2 separate regions of the Homo sapiens genome follow, and region 1 is linked to region 2. A link is an interaction called in ENCODE POLR2A ChIA-PET data of the cell type or tissue named here. Cell type or tissue: IMR-90. All regions are shown on one strand. Links, peaks and the distances in the headings refer to the core of each region. The heading gives the core; the rest is flanking DNA. Region 1 overlaps ATG4B (autophagy related 4B cysteine peptidase). Region 2 has its middle 19 kb from the start of BOK-AS1.

Region 1 (5,367 bases), core at 154-5,153, 81 kb after region 2:
CAGGGCCCGCCCTGTGTTTGGCGTGGCACCTGCTCAGTCCCTACTGCATGCCCTTCAGAGTCCTCTGTCCAGCAGCTCCCCAGCCCCCACCACACCCTTCCACTCACACTTCTCTTGCTGCTGCCTGGAGTGGCCCCACCAAGTCAGCGCTGTTTCTCTGGAAGCACCAGGCCACTCGCCATGCTCGCTGTTTCTCCTGGTCCCCTGCCTGCTCCCCACCAGCCCCCGCCCCTGTTGCTGGATGATCCTCCCCAACCTGCAAGTGCTGTGGCACTCAGGCACATGGACGGCTTCCAGGGCTGATTTGTCCCTGGACTCCAAGCTCAGGTCCAGCTGCTTATTCTGCATTTCCACCTGGGTATCTGTGTGCATGGTGACCTGACAGCCAGAGCCCGTGCTGGCCCCAGCCTGCTTCTCCTACAGTGGTCCTTCAGGTGCTCAAACCAAAATCTGGGATTGTTCTAGACCCCTCTTTTTGAGACGGAGTCTCGCTCTGTCGCCAGGCTGGAGTGTAGTGGCATGATCTCTGCTCAGAATCCCAAGTGATTCTCCTGCCTCAGCCTCCCGAAGTGCTGGGATTACAGGCGTGAGCCACCGTGCCTGGCCAGGACTCCTCTCTTTTTTCTTTTTTTTTGAGACAGTCTAGCTCAGTAGCCTGGGCTGGAGTGCAGTGGTGCAATCTTGGGCTCACTGCTTCCTCCACCTCCTGGGTCCCGGTTCAAGCAGTTCTCCTGCCTCAGCCTCCCCAGTACCTGGAATTACAGGCACCCGCCACCATGCCCAGCTAATTTTTTCAATTTTTAGTAGAGATGGGGTTTCACCATGTTGGCCAGGCTGGTCTTGAACTCCTGACCTCGTGATCCACCTGCCTTCGCCTCCCAGAGTGCTGGGATTACAGGCGTGAGCCACCGCGCCTGGCCAGGACTCCTCTCTTTCTTTTTTTTTTTTTTATTTTTTTTCCGAGACAGAGTCTAGCTCTGTAGTCCAGGCTGGAGTGCAGTGGTGCAATCTTGGGCTCACTGCTACCTCCGCCTCCCGGGTCCCAGTTCAAGCAATTCTCCTGCCTTAGCCTCTTCAGTAGCTGGGATTATAGGCACATGCCACCATGCCCAACTAATTTTTGTATTTTTAGTGGAGACAAGGTTTCACCATGTTAGCCAGGCTGGTCTTGAACTCCTGACCTCGTGATCCACCTGCCTCATCCTCCCAAAGTGCTGGGATTACAGGCATGAGCCACCGCTCCTGGCCAATTCCTCTTTATTTCAGTGGGCCCATTCAAAATATCAATTCCTCTTTCTTTCAGTGGGCCCATTCAAAATATGTCCAGACTCTGACCAGTGTTCATCCTTTCACTCCCTGTGCTGGTCCCAGCCCCATCTTCTTCTTTCTTGTTGATCTTCCTTCTCTCTTTGTCATCCTAGAGTCTCTTTAGCAAATAACAGCAGAGCCATCTGCATAAAACATATTGGCCACTGCTCTGCCTTGAACCGCCCTGGCTCTTCACTGCTGACTCAGGCGGGGCTCTACCCGACCTCCCTGGCATGACACGTTGTGCTCCTGGGACACACCAGCCTCAGGGCCTTTGCATGTGTGGTGCCTGGCACTTGGACCCTGTTCCCCCGACACCTGCCTGGGTTGCGCCCCATGTCTGCCCAGGTACCCTTTGGCACCAAGGTCTTCCCTGTGGCTACGTTAGTAGTGCCACTCCCCGTTCCTGCGTTACTGTTCTCTGCAGTGTTGACCACCGGCCCACGTGGCTGCTGCTTCCTTGTTTGCCCTCCGCCAGGTCAGCTTTGCCAGTGCTGCTGTGTCCCTTGTGTGTGGGTGCGTCTTCGGCACTGCATCTGGGCTAGAGGTGGGAGGAGGAAGGTGGTGTGGGAGTGGGGCGGGGAAGCAGGCTGTCCTCCCATCTTCAGCACTGCAGCTGGGCTGGAGATGGGAGGAGGAAGGTGGTGGGGCAGGGGGGCAGTGGGGGGCAGGCTGTCCTCCCAGTGTCCCCCCTGGGCTTGTGCATTGGGAGGGGCTCTGTGTGGTCACCCCAGTCCCCTGCTCCACCCCCACCCAGCTCCCCTCCACAGGTCTTGCATTCTGTCCCCGGGAGCACCAGGTCTTTGCTGCCTCAGGGCCTTTTCTATTGTTTTACCTTTTGTTGAGGTCCTCTGACCCCACCTCCGCCAGACCTGAGATGAGATCAGAGTCGTGTTAGACTTTTGGCTGCAGAATCTGCCCTTCCCTCAGAAGGGGAAATCCAAGGCCATGGTTCCTCCTCACTGGCGTGCACAGTCGTGCTTCCCACTAAGCTGCAGATTTCTCTATAAGGACTCAGATTCCTTGGTTGTCAGCTCAGCGTGTTTGGTGGAGGGGAGAGCAGAGCAGAGCGTGAAGGTGCTGGGAGGCCTGCCTCAAAGTTGGCAAAACCCACAGCGTCTCAGAGCTGCGTTCATGTTCTAGTTCCTGCCTCTGTGCCAGTGAGACCAGAAAACCAGGCCACTCAAAAGCCTCTTGCGTGTGCTCTCTATGAATGGAGGCTGGGGCAAGGGCAGGACCCCTGGGCCTCAGGCGAGAAGAAGCAGATTTACCCTCAGCTTTCTTCCTGTCTGTGGCATTGGCTGTGCCCCGGATTTTAGGAGCCTTGGCCCTTCTCATCCGAGAAGCACCTCTAACGCGAACCCTCCTTCGCGCAGCTATAGCTGCAAAGATGAACCGTCTTTGAATTGTACAAAAGCTTATGGTCATTCTCCTACTCTCTGTAGGAAGCTTGCTGTCTTCGATACGTGGAGCTCCTTGGCGGTCCACATTGCAATGGACAACACTGTTGTGATGGAGGAAATCAGTAAGTGGCTCAGAGTTTCCATGGACAAGAAAGTTGAAATCACGGGCAACATACACACTTCCTCGCCTGAGTCCCCACGGGAGCCTCGGCGAGTGTTGTCAGTCGCCCCATGCCGTGCAGGTGCTCCGTGGGGCCTGTGCGCCAAGCCAGATGCACGGTGGCCTCGCTCTCCTATCCCGGCGGTCATACCAAGAGAGGAGAGCCCAGGCTGTCTGGAGGCCGCGACTTGGTATCTCACGTCGTGTTTTGTGTCTTGGTTACAAATCGTTTATGAAGGCCCTGCTGTGCTTAGGCGCCCTCGTGTGGGAATTCTGGTGAAGTTATTTTGCGTGCCTTGATGTGCGACAGAGAGATGTAGCAACCATCTCTAGCTGCACCATCTCGAGCAAAGGCACGTCGTGAAGGCAGAGCTCTTTTCAGCTTTCTGGAAGAAAGGTCTGCTGCAACCCTGAAGGAACCTGGGCGTGGCAACATTTACATCTAGGAGGAAAACTGTGGCTCAGTTTTAACAAATGGGCTCATTGAGTGAGTTCCAAATTCATGTTTCACCTTCCATGATGTAGCCAAGCTGAGAACTCTTAAAAATGCCTCATTGCCTTTTTCACTCAGGGCCACCTTTTTCCCAAGGAACTTCTCAAAACTCCCTCAATTCCAATTTTATTGAAGTTCTACATGTAGGCTATTGCCTTGAATCCAATTTTCCATAAGAAAGAGCTCATTTAGGCCGGGCGCGGTGGCTCATGCCTGTAATCCCAGCACCTTGGGAGGCCGAGGTGGGTGGATCATGAGGTCAGGAGTTCAAGACCAGCCTGGCCAACATGGTGAAACCCCGTCTCTACTAAAAATACAGAAACTAGCTGGGCATGGTGGCACGCGCCTATAGTCCCAGCTACTCGGGAGGCTGAGGCAGAAGAATCGCTTGAACCTGGGAGGCGGAGGTTGCAGTGAGCCTTGATCACGCCACTGCACTCCAGCCTGGCCACAGAGCGAGAATCCGTCCCCCGCCCCCCAAAAAAAAGACCTCATTCAGAGCCACAGCCGTAACTGCGCACAGATTCACAGTGGGAGTGGGTCCTGCCCTGTGACTGTGGGTGTGCCAGGTCACCACACAGGTGTGTGCTGGGTCACAGACACGCCCCTTCCCTGCCTCTCCATTCTGTTTCTTCATCGTCTGGCCATCCTCGGGGGCATTGTGACACAGCGGAGGGAGTGAGGCAGGACTTTATAAGGGAGAGTGAGGCTGGCTTCTGCAGCATTGAGAGCTTTGCCACAGCAGGCTCTCCTTCCAGGATTCTGTTCCTCAGAGACTTGAACTTGGGATCATAACCAAAGGGTGTTTGTTTCTTCCATCTGCCTTTTTCCTCCATTCTGTTTCTTGAAATTTTTATAAAACATTGGAAACACAGGAAGAGTACAAAGAAAGAGAAAAATTATTGATTTTACCACTCAGAAATAACTCATATGAGCATTTTGACATTCTTACTCTCAGTATTTCTCCTGTGCTTTTCAAAAACTTACATAGTTTCCTAAGTATTTTCTCCTGGCCATGAGTGACAGCATTGTAATTATTAACTGGCTACACAATATACTATTATACCTTAGTTCCCTGTTCACTGCCCCATCCTCCCTCCCGTGTTTGGGGAAATCACTTACCCCCTCGTTCCGCACGCGTGCTCAGGATCTCACCAAGTCACACCTCAGTCCCTGGCCTCGGATTAGGGAGGCTGTTGCTGGGTGCAGTGGCCAGGAAGGCGCAAGGGTCAGGGCTTCCTAGAACCTCCGTCCCTCTGGGTGCAGGTAGCACTGGTGGGAGTGTTGGGGGCAGCTTGTCTGTGTGGACTCCAGCTCCGTCCCTTCGGGAGTCTCAGGGCTGCCCAAAGCAGTGCTGCTGAAACGTGGCTTGTCAGAGTGAGAGTGGAGTCAGGTCCTGGAAGAGCTTGAATCTGCATTTCCCAGCCCCTGGGGATGGTGGCTCCCGGGAGGATGTGGAGGCTGCCTGGTCTGACTGGCTTCGTCTCACTGCGTCAGCTGCCTGAAAGGACACTGTTCCTCACAGGAGCATGTGGAAGGTGCCTGATGCCCCCATTTAGGAAGAAAGGCATCCACATCCAGCCAGCAAAGGCACTGGCATTGATGCACAAGGCTTGGGTTTCTGGGTTCCTGAGTGTGGCGTGGTGTTGTGAGGAGGACATCGGGGTCGTTCTGAATGACCCCTACCAAAAGCCCCAGGAGGGAGTAGTGGGGGGAGGGCAGGAAGCAGGCTGCTTTTTTCAGTCGTGCTGCTAAGAGTGCGCAAGGGAGGACGTCTGAGGAAGAAGTCCGCAAAGCCGAAGCTAGAGAAACAGACGTGTCCTTGGCTAAGCAAGGACTTTTCTTCTAGTTTCTCGGAACTGCTTGTGGAAGGAGCAGTTAGATAGGAGAAGACTGATGCCATTCAGAAATTCCACTAAAGCTTCTTCCTGCAGCGAAAGAGCTGCCTGACGGTGTTCCCACTCAGATTTTAGGTGAAGCCTGTGGGGTAAGGGGAGACCTTA
Region 2 (5,367 bases), core at 101-5,100:
CCAGTGGCTGGATTATAGCACATGTGGAACTCCCAGCCTCACGGTGTCTGCTGTGCAAATGAAGGCATTGGTTAGGAAGGAATGGGATCCTGTCAGTTGGGATGAGGATGTGTGGGGTGACCCTGATGAACAGTGAAGACAACCCCTAAATCCTGATGAGTCTTCAGTGGAAGAGGCCTTCCTAACCCTAGTGGTAGCCTCCCCAACTCCATCTGAGTGGGTTAACCCTGTACTGCCTGAGGAAATGGGACTGCCCTGAGGCTGCTGACTAGCAGGACCAAGCTGCTGCTTCCCAGGATCTGCCCCCACCCCTCTTTGCTTCTAGACATGGAACTAGACTGATGTTGGGCAGCCCCTAGAGATACAGGGCGTGACCATGAGGAGATGCACTTACCAAAGAGAACGTGAGTTTTCCAGTTTACATAGAAATCCCAGGACCGTGGGAATGCATATTGAGGGCCTGGGAGAATGGTAGGAGGAACACAGAGTTAGATCAGGCCAAGTTTATTGATACGGGCTCACTAAGCAGAGATTCCGCATTTAGAAAGGGCTCTAATTGGTTGGTTGGCTGCTTGGCTGAAACATGGGCCAAAACATGGCCCACCATGGGATAACTGGACATGCCTGGCCGCCCATGGTTAGTGTAGAAGAAGGGATTCAAAGGCTTAGGGAGATTGGAATGCTAGAGTGGATTTGTCTGCCCCATGCTGCTTTCGTTCCCCTGCTAGAGTGGATTTGTCCTCCCTATTCTCCTCTTCCTCCTCCTCTGCAGCCCTCCACTACCCTCCTCCTACATCCCTCCTCCTCCTCCAGTCCTCCTCCCTCTCCCCTTCCCCTGCAACTCTCCACCACTCTCCTTCTCCCACTGCAGTTCTCTTTTCTTTGTAGCCCTCCTCCTCCTCCCCTGCCAGCTCTCCTCCCCCTCCCCTGCAATACTCCTCCTCCCCTTGCAGCCTTCCTCCCTCTCCTCCTCCCGCTGCAGCCCTCCACCCTCCTTCCCTGCAGCTCTACTCTTTTCTTTGTAGCCCTCCTCCTTATCCAGCCCTCCACCCCTCCCCTGGCAGCCCTACTCCCTCCCCTTCCTCCTCCTGTCTGCAGCCTTCAACTCCCTCCTCCTCCTATACTTCTCTCCCTCATCTTCCCTCAGGACCCAGCCCTAATGCCAGCACCCCAAGCCTTCGCTGACCCTTAGCAGGGAAGCTCCCGACTGGGTGCACGCGGCCGTGCCCAGGAACTCTGGTTCGGGCCTGCTGCAGGGCTCGTTTGCCTCTCCAGCGGTGGCTCTCAGGTGCTGCGGTGCCGTGGCCAAGGAGCCACACAAGAAGGCCCACGACCTGTGTCCCTCAGCTTTGTGCATCTGCTTCTCCGGGACGGGGCCCCCTTGAGGGCAGGCCTGGTGGACCACCCTGTTTCCCATGAGGCCTTGCACAGGCCTTCCTGTGGACACTGGACACGGGTGACTGAACCTGAAGTGTGAGATGTTTCTAAGATCTCATGAAGTGTGAGATGTTTCTAAAATCTCTACATGGGCCGACCACAACCTGCTATCTTCTGCTACTGTGTGCCATGCTAGAGCTCCCCTACCCTGGGAACAAACGCCAGGGTGCCCTGCGGCCCGGCTCTCCTCGGTTCCCCTGATCCATCCAGGGAACAAACGCCAGGGTGCCCTGCGGCCCGGCTCTCCTCGGTTCCCCTGATCCGCCCAGAGAACAAACGCCAGGGTGCCCTGCGGCCCGGCTCTCCTCAGTTCCCCTGATCCATCCAGGGAACAAATGCCAGGTGCCCTGAGGCCTGGCTCTCCTCAGTCCTCCGATCGGGTCCAGTCCATTTTCATTCATTTCACTTTGGTCTCCTGTCTGTCTGTGCCTCTGGGCCAAACTCATTGCAGGGCCATGGCCCCGGGCAGGCCCCACCTTCCTGCTTTCTGATGCAGCGATATTCTTCCCTTTTTAGGACCTCACTCTGTCGCCCAGGCTGGAGTGCAGTGGCGCAGTCTTGGCTCATTGCAACCTCTGCCTCCCGGGTTCAAGTGATTCTTGTGCCTCAGCCTCCTGAGTAGCTGGAATTACAGGCGCCTGCCACCACGCCTGGCTAATTTTTCTATTTTTCATAGAGATGGGGTTTTGCCATGTTGGCCAGGCTGGTCTCGAACTCCTGACCTCAAGGGATCCACCCACCTCGGCCTCCCAAAGTGCTAGAATTACAGGTGTGAGCCACCGCACCCAGCTGACATTCTCCTCTTAAAGCCTGTCTGATGCCAGCTCAGGCCACAGGGCACATTAGGCTTCTGACAAAGCTGGAGGACAAGGCCCCCTCGCATGCCCCATCCTCTCCTCGCCCCCCCCTCCCCCGAGTGCCTCCTTCGAAGCCCTGCCTCCCTCTATCATGCCCTCCCCCCACGCAGCCTCAAGAAACATGAAGAGGGGACCTCTGGGGTGGTCTGGCAACGCCTGCCTGGTGGACAGCAGATGGGAGAGAAGGAAAGCAGCCGGTAGGAGAAGAGACAGAGGAAAGGGGAGGAGGAAGCCCATGCTCAAGGTGCCCCTCCTGCCCAGGCTTCCTGCCAGATGCTTCTTGGATCAAATACTTTGTTATATTTCCAGCACAAGAAAGTGATGTTACAAACACTAAGAGAATTCAGAGAAACAGCAGGATTTAAAGTAGCACACAGAGATCTTTGTGCATACTTTCAGTTCAAAGACAGAGTGGAAGAGATGACCCATTTTTAACAGCAACAAAAAGATAAAAATCCCCATGCGTAAAAGAAATGTGAAACCCTAAATGGGAAAAACTTTAAATAGACCATAAAGACACCAAAGTCGATTTTAACACCACCATGGTTTGAATGAATTCCCCAAAAGTTCATGTGTTGGAAACCTGGACTCCAATGCAGCAGTGCTGGGATGGGATTCTGGGGAGGTGATTGGCTCATGAGGACTAATCCATTCATGGACTAATGGGTTCTCAGGGAGTGGAGCAGTTATCACCAGGGGGCTGGTTATAAAAGCCAGCTTTGCCGTCTCTCATGAGACCCTCACATAATGCCCGGCACCACTTGAGACTGCAGAGTCTTGACCAGCAAGAAGGTCCTCACCAGATGCAACTCCTATACCTTGGACTCCCTGCCTCCAGAACTGTAAGAAATAAAATTCTTTTCTTTATAACTTACCCACTCTGTGGTATTCAGTCATAGCAACAGAAAATGAATTAAGACAGAAAGAAAGACCATGTTCCTGGATAAGAAAACTCTCCTAAGCAAGACAATTCTACAAAAGTAAATTTATAAATGTAATGTAATCCTTATAAAAACGCCGCATGCTTTTCCCCAGATCTAGAAAACTAATTATAAAGTTCATGTGAGAGAGGAAGTGCACAGGAGTGTAAAAATAGCCAGGAAAACTCTGCAAAAGAAATGGAGAGGTCCTCTGCCCCCGAACCATCTCCTGGCCTCCGTAATGGAACCACATGACACCAGGACCCATGTAGGCAAGCAGGCCCAGGGACATGAAAACCCGGGGACAGACCCCAGTGCCTAGAACATTCAGTCTATAAGGTAGCATATGATACCGGTGAGGAAAGGATGGACTTGTTAATACAAGTGGTTAAACGTTAACCACTTGGAGAAAGACGAAAATGAATCTGCACTTCATACCATACACTAAGACAAATTCCAAATGGGTCAAAAGTACTAGGAAAAAGTGAATTCCTTCATCACCGGGGAGTGGGCAAAATCTTCTTAAATATGACTTAAAACCCAGGAGTGATAAAAGACAAAATGTATACTGGGAAAAAAGTTTTATAACATAGCACATTTTCAAAGTGTCGGTGACTTGAGTGGGAAGCAGGGCAGTGACTGTCGGGGACTGAGGGTGGGGGGATGGTGTTGAACGGGCGCGGGGTCTCCTTCTGGCGTGATGAAGGCTTTGGAAGCACACAGAAGTGATGGTTGTACGTTATGAATGTATTAAATGCTGCTAAATTGTAGACTTTAAGAGATGGTTAAAATGGTGAATTTTTTTAACCATCTATAGGACTCTGATAAAAATGTTGTTTTATGTATATTTTACCTCAATAAAAATTATAACTTAAAATGAGAAATATTAGGATTAATATTCCTTATTCAAACGAGCTCATGAGTTTGGAAAATCAAGAAAATGATTAAAAAAAAAAAAGAGAGAGAGAAATGCAAACCAAAACCACCCCAAGACTCCATTTCTCACCTACAAGATTGACCCAAATCCAAATTTGACACCAGATTCGGCTGCTGAGGGGGGCAGGGACTTCCTACAATGCTGTGGGGATGCAGAACGCCTGGCCCCTTGGGGACAGGGACAACACCCAGACAAGCCAGATGAGCCTCTCCCCGCCGACTGGCAATCCCACTTCCAGAAATGTATCCTTAAGATACGATGGCCAGAATCCACAAGGATGTGGAAATGCCCTTCTAACCAGACTTAGAAGACAAGCACTCTGCAGTCCCAACGGAGGTGCTGGGTCCAACTCTGACATTTGATTGGCCAAAGACTGGAAACAACCCAAGGCCCAGCATGAGGGGATCTGCTGGCTAACTCACGGTGAGCTAATCCACGGCGAGCTAACCCACGGCGAGCTAACCCACGGCGAGCTAACCCACCGCCAGCTAACCCACGGCGAGCTAACCCACGGCGAGCTAACCCACGGCCAGCTAACCCACGGCGAGCTAACCCACGGCCAGCTAACCCACGGCCAGCTAACCCACGGCCAGCTTACCCACGGCCAGCTAACCCACGGCCAGCTAACCCACGGCGAGCTAACCCACGGCCAGCTTACCCACGGCGAGCTAACCCACGGCGAGCTAACCCACGGCGAGCTAACCCACGGCGAGCTTACCCACGGCGAGCTAACCCACGGCGAGCTAACCCACGGCGAGCTAACCCACGGCGAGCTTACCCACGGCGAGCTAACCCACGGCGAGCTAACCCACGGCGAGCTAATCCACGGCGAGCTAACCCACGGTGAGCTAATCCACGGCGAGCTAACCCACGGCGAGCTTACCGGAGCACTCGGTAGCTGTGCTAGAGGCCTGTGTGGAGCAAATGTGCCTGGTTTTACAGTTCTGACAAGAAAGCCAGTCAAATGATTTGTATTCGCAAAACAAATTATAACAATTTCTAGAATTTAAACAAATGGACTTGTGTATCAAGTTGGTGACAGAAGCGCAGAGTAGTTAATCCAATTACATCATATTTTAACTTTGTATCTTCAAAGGGAAAGGTCTAAAAAAGCTAGCAGAAAAAAACTTTGACCAGTAGTCATTGTTAACAATACCTTTTTTGGTAGAGGTGGGGTCTTACTATGTTGCCCAGGCTTATTTTGAAATGATTATAT

The links. ChIA-PET counts read pairs that join two places held together with the same protein. Peaks named below come from ENCODE experiments on the same cell type or tissue, not always from the same donor. Only the 100,000 strongest peaks of a DNase experiment are listed, where the experiment ranks them.
Region 1: POLR2A ChIA-PET joins it to region 2 with 5 read pairs; 2 of 35 experiments call an interaction of 5 or more read pairs at or near these places.

Annotation. Positions count from the first base shown.
Region 1 is chr2:241,656,355-241,661,721 of GRCh38, forward strand. ATG4B (autophagy related 4B cysteine peptidase) reads left to right here. Exons shown (of 13, transcript NM_013325.5): 7 at 2,754-2,833. Among named protein-coding and RNA genes, the nearest start is that of ATG4B, 21 kb to the left of the region's middle. RefSeq lists enhancers at 1,122-1,897, 4,270-4,771, 4,772-5,271. In IMR-90, for the core only: a CTCF peak has its summit at 3,133 (motif pointing left); a DNase peak (open chromatin) is centred at 3,137.
Region 2 is chr2:241,575,176-241,580,542 of GRCh38, forward strand. No RefSeq gene overlaps it. Among named protein-coding and RNA genes, the nearest start is that of BOK-AS1, 19 kb to the left of the region's middle. RefSeq lists enhancers at 570-1,070, 4,295-4,796, 4,797-5,296. In IMR-90, for the core only: no CTCF peak of the experiment used is centred there; a DNase peak (open chromatin) is centred at 2,566; H3K27ac peaks cover 235 bases.